Regions from separate parts of the Homo sapiens genome. Here region 2 is linked to region 1. Evidence: read pairs that join two places in POLR2A ChIA-PET (ENCODE). Cell type or tissue: B cell. All regions are shown on one strand. Each heading gives the region's core, and the rest is flanking DNA. Links, peaks and the distances in the headings are about the cores only. Region 1 overlaps MAP3K5 (mitogen-activated protein kinase kinase kinase 5). Region 2 overlaps BCLAF1 (BCL2 associated transcription factor 1).

Region 1 (2,826 bases), core at 111-2,610:
CACAGCCTCAAAATTCTGGGCTCAAGCGATCCTTCAGCCTCAGCCTCCTGAGTAGCTGGGACTACAGGCATGTGTCACCATGCCTGGCTAATTTTTTAAAATTTTTTGTAAACACAGGTATCACTATGCTGCACGGGCTGGTCTCAAACTCCTGACCTCAAGCAATCCTTCTGCCTCAGCCACCTAAAGTGCTGGGATTACAGGCATGAGCCACCACACCCCAGCCAAGTGTAAACTTTCTAGAAGGCTTAAATCCTAAAAATTATGTACACTCTGACCCAATAATTCCATTCCTTGGAATTTACTCTGAGAAAATTATTATAAATGTGAATAGATTTACCCGTCCATTGAAAAAATATTTTTTTACAATAAAATAATGGAAAATGTCTAAATACCTATCAGTAAGAAAATGTTTATATACGTGTGTATGTGTATATATGTAATAATGATATATATGTATATAATAATTTCAAATAATGGGATATCATGAAACCAAAGAAAAAGAAAAAAGTAGAATAAGACTTAGCAACAGGGGATAAATCCAAACTATATCAAGTAAAAATAAAAAGTAAAATATAATATACATACTGCCAGGTATAGCATATACATTAAAAATATAATGTATACATTATAATGAGTGCATTATGATGTTTACATTCATGTATATATCCATGTGCATAAAAAATACCTGAAAAGTTGTACACCAACTTTTGTTGGTAATAGCTGTGTTATAGGGATTATGAATTATTTTATTTTTCTATTTTATATCTTCTATATTTCCCACGATTTCTATTATGAACATTGATTACTTTCACAATTTAGGAATCTATCAAAATATAAAATGAACAACATTCAAGACCTGTGTGATGGAATATAAAACCAAAGTGCAGCACATAAAAATACTGCAGATGCTTGAGAAGCTGTTTGGTGCAAAGTCCACCTTGTCTAATGAGCATGAAATTAGCATTAAACTTTGGTGAATGAGAAATCAATCAGATGAAATGGAGGTAAAAGACACAGAAGTTTATGAAATGGGAAGACAGGTCAAAGGAGCTTCAGAAGTTTTTTTTCCCCCCTCAAGGCTAAAAATGACTTAAGGGCTCTTTAATACAAATAAAGAGTTTTCTTTTGGGGTCCTCAACATTTCTGCATCAAAAATCAACACATGACAAAAGTGAGTCATTGCATCCTACCCACACAGCCCAGCTGCCTCCTGCACCCACACAGCTTCCTCCTCCCACAGGTGCCAGCCACTCAGCAGTCAATCACATTGCTTTAAAATCAAGAAGCTGTGTAACGTGGGGCTGGAAGAAACCAAATAAAACACTTACTGATGAAAAATAAGAGACATGCAAAGAAAAATACTAGCTAAGTTAAAGTAATGAAAGGAGGGGATAAATTTTTCCAGAGAACTGACATGTGGAATTAGATGCTAAAATAAAATAAAAACACTGCAGAAAGTTTTCGGATTAAGAGAGAAACTGACTTTTTTTTTTTTTTTTTTGAGATGGAGTCTTACTCTGTCTCCCAGGCTGGAGTGCAGGGGCACAACCTCAGCTCACTGCAACCTCCACCACCCGGGTTCAAGTGTTTCTCCTACCTCAGCCTCCCAAGTAGCTGGGATTACAGGGTGCACCACCACATCCAGCTAATTTTTGTATTTTTAGTAGAGATGGGGTTTCGCCATGTTGGCCAGGCTGGTCTTGAACTCCTGGCCTCAGGTAATCTGCCCACCTCAGCCTCCCAAAGTGCTGGGATAACAAGCATGAGCCACTGTGCCCAGCCTAGACATTTAAAATAAATGGTGCAAGCAAAGTAAGGTATATTTATTACCTCTAAACATCTAAACAGGAACAGATCCATTTCTGGATGCTATAAAGAACACTGAAAGGTGCTTATTGGTATAATTTTAAAATACAGTAATACAGTATGGTAACTCAGAAAAAGGTTGGCTTTTTTCTATTTCAAATTCAAATAAGTGACTTGTTCTAAGACATTTCTATTCTTTCCTAAATTTACTTTTTAATTGTCATAGAGCAAAATTCATTCTCTTTGTCTCTGATGTACAGTCTAATGGGCTTTGAAAAATGCGTACATACCACCATAGTCATGATACAAAATAGATCCTTCACTCCAAAAATCTCCCTCATGCTGCCCTTTTGAGGTTAGTCTTCCCCACACCCCAAATCCCAGTCCCTGGCAACCACTGATTTATTTACTGTCCCTAAAGTTTTACCTTTCCCAGAATGTCATATAAATGGAATCATACAGTATGTAGCCTTTTGGGTTTGGCTTCTTTGACTTAGCAAAATGCATGTGAGATTCATCCATAGATGTCCATTCACAGGTTTGAGGACATTCAGGTTGTCTCCAGGTTGAGCAATTTTGAATAAAGTTGCTATTCATGTACAAGTCTTTATATAGACACATGCTTTCATTTGTCTTGAGTAAAGACCTAGGAGTAGGATTACTGGGTCATAGGTAAGGGTATGTTTACCTTAATAAGAAAATGCCAAGCTCTCCCAAAGTGACTCAAACATTTTGCATTCCCGCCAGCAAAGTATGAGGAGCATCTCAGCTGTCCAACATCTTTGTCAGCGCTTGGTATTGTCCGTTTTTCTTCTAAAGCCAGTCTAATAGGTATGTAGTGGTACTTCGTTATGGTTTTAATTTGTATTTCCCTAATGACTAATGAGGTTGAGCATCTTTTCATGTGCTTATTTGCTATCTGTATATCTTATTTGGTTAAGTACTCAATGCTTTTGCCCATTTAAAAATTATTGTTGAGTTTGTTTTCTTATTGTTGAGGTTTGAATGTTCTTTATA
Region 2 (2,826 bases), core at 162-2,661, 440 kb before region 1:
CACAACACATAAGAAATAAATTTAGCATTAACATAAGGAGATCTGACACCTTGTAGAACACAAATTTGGTTTAGCAACTGTAGTTTTGACAACATAATGAAATTGGCAAAAACCACATTTACAGCCTGTAAAGGAAGGAATCTTGGCCACGGGGAACTGTGACATTCTCTTGCATCTGATTTCAAAATTCTGTCCCTCCCAAAGTTTTTAAAAGAATATAAATACGTAATTTACATTCATTCTGATCGAATTTACTTCAAGATATTTATTTTTATCCCACTCTGAGATAATCAGACACACTATAAAAAGAAACCAGAGCTGCAAATGATTTTGGAGATCCAGTCCAGCAATAAGACAACATCCTTTTTCATTGTACTAATCAGTAAATAAAACACTATTTTACTAAGAGCTACAGATGCTGTGTTGTGCTGTATCTCCAGAATCTCTGTTCTTTGCTCTTGAGGCTTTTTGGATGGTAATTTCTGTTAAAGGATTCAGGAATTCTGTAGGCTTTTTCAGTCACCAGGATGTAGCTGGGCTTGTGGCACACGAGCACAACAGGTATTTAATAAATAACTATAAAATGAATGCATTCCCCAGAACCTGGACATTTTTTAAAGCAGCAAGTTCATTTTTAAAGGTTTGCGTTTTGCTTTAAGCTACACCTGAAACTTCAAAAACTAACGGAAAGAAAGCATGCCTATCAAATAGTTAGCAGTCCAAAAGAAATGGATTGATATCTTCTGCTCTACTGCAAAAACAGGGAAAAAGCTAAGAACATGGTCTCTGCATTTAAACTACATGAATTCAAATTCCTTAAGCTCTCTGAGCCTGTTCCTCAACTGTAAAACGAAGAAAATAACAGTACCTACTTCACAGACTTGTAGTGGACTTAATGAGTTGATGAACTTAATTCACTTAATACATCTAACACATTAGCAATCAATTTGAATTACCTAAACACTACAGTAGAGAGAAACAAGTTATGAATCTCCTCTTGTTTACATTAGGGAAATGGGTTAAGTAGCAGTCTTTCTATCTTGTATGTCCTGAGTCTTTTAGTAGATGTGTTTATAGAAATAGAAAAAGCAGGAGCACAACCTGGAAGAAGACAGAAAAAGAACCTTTTTCCTAAAACTAACTTAACATCTGACTTACTTCATACAAGCCACCAAAATAAACAAAAAACAAAGCTTCGGACCACATCATTTTTAATCACTCCATCTGAATCATCAATTCAGTAGTGACATTTCCTCAAAAAAGTCAAAAGTGAAAACTAGAAAAATGAATGCTCTTTTACCTTGGTTTTATGCAGGATCAAGAAGTCAAGTGAAGTCTTTGAGATACTGTAAAAATTCTTCCTGGAGAGAATGCTCTGAGAAATTAAACTCTAAATTCGAATTCCTAGCAAAGACAAAAAAACCATTATTGTGATTTATGTTAAATTAAATAACCATTATTTACAATGCATATAATGGGCACTGCCATAAACTCTAATAAACGCACTTACAATTTCAGGGAAGGAAAAACTAATTCAGGAAATAGGAAACTTTTAACCGTAAAAGCTTAAAATTCAACTTTTTTGTAAACCACAATGCAGTAGCGTATCATGAAACTGACAGCATCTTTTTAACTACTTGAATTCTAATTTTAGTAATTTGAGCCTTAAAAAACATATGATATGTCGTTCCATCAGAAAATTCCAACGTAGCTAACATAATGCCATCTTGGTAGCGGGGCAAGGTAGCACAAGCCTGTAGTCCCAGCTACTTGGGAGGCTGATGCAGAAGGATCACTTGAGCCCAGGAGTTTGACACTGCAATGCACTGTGATCACACCTGTGACTAGCCTTGGCAACACACTCTAGCCTTGGCAACACAGCACGACCCCATCTCAAAAAAAAAAAAAAAAAAAAAAAAAAGGTAATCTGTAGTTAATTTTCATAATGCTCTACTTTATAACATCTAAAATATGAGTTTAATGCTCTGCTACTTATTCTCTTTTGGTACTTCCTTTCACACAATTTAGTTTCATGTGAAACTGATTTTTAAATCCACGTTAACAGCCATCATAGTAACTTTAAATTCTGTGCCTAAAAGCATCTTGATACGTCTACATTCAAATAAAAGAACAGTCAGCAATGAAACTTTTATCTACTGAAAGTCAATATTCTTCCTAAAATAATTTATCATTAATCTGTAAATAAACTTTGCACAAAATATTCAAGTTACCAATACTGAAAAGTTTAGCTTTATGTATATTCACATCAAGTATGTGCAAAGGATAGTCAAAAGCACCAGGCGAACAGAAACTAAGGAATACAAGATTAATATACATCAGCACTCAAAGAATTCATGAACAAGTTTAAATGGAAATCTGTAACTCTTACCAAGATCCAATTTTAAAAATAAAACGAGACTGGAAATACAAAGAAGAAATGGTAACATTAAACTGGTGAATCAAGAATAGCGTCTCCTAAAATATCCATGGCCCTCCAACTGGGGAGAGATTTGAGGTTCAGCCTAGGAAGGAGGAATCGGAACCTATTAAGGGAAACACTAAAAAAGTAGCAAAGTCAAAAAGCCAAGCAAGATTGGGTACAAAAACAAAGGATTTCTAAAGGACATATAAGTTTAGTTTTTAAAATATCAAAACCCCAAGTGGCCAGAGAAAAAAATGGCAATCTTCTAAACTGGAGTACTGTCATAAAACTATTCTGACCTGGAAAGTCATTACTACTGATTCACTCCTAGAAGTGGTACAAGGCTCATTTTAGCTAACACTTCCCTAAACAATTCCAAAAGGCTAATTTATATATATATATAC

The links. Peaks named below come from ENCODE experiments on the same cell type or tissue, not always from the same donor. Only the 100,000 strongest peaks of a DNase experiment are listed, where the experiment ranks them.
Region 2: POLR2A ChIA-PET joins it to region 1 with 13 read pairs; 2 of 35 experiments call an interaction of 5 or more read pairs at or near these places.

The regions. Positions count from the first base shown.
Region 1 is chr6:136,722,763-136,725,588 of GRCh38, forward strand. All of the region lies in intron 1 of MAP3K5 (mitogen-activated protein kinase kinase kinase 5), which reads right to left. Among named protein-coding and RNA genes, the nearest start is that of MAP3K5-AS2, 60 kb to the right of the region's middle. RefSeq lists an enhancer at 1,149-1,198. In B cell, for the core only: no CTCF peak of the experiment used is centred there; a DNase peak (open chromatin) is centred at 1,239; H3K27ac peaks cover 430 bases.
Region 2 is chr6:136,281,284-136,284,109 of GRCh38, forward strand. It overlaps BCLAF1 (BCL2 associated transcription factor 1), which reads right to left. Exons shown (of 13, transcript NM_014739.3): 2 at 1,301-1,404. Among named protein-coding and RNA genes, the nearest start is that of BCLAF1, 7.1 kb to the right of the region's middle. In B cell, for the core only: no CTCF peak of the experiment used is centred there; no DNase peak of the experiment used is centred there; H3K27ac peaks cover 1,318 bases.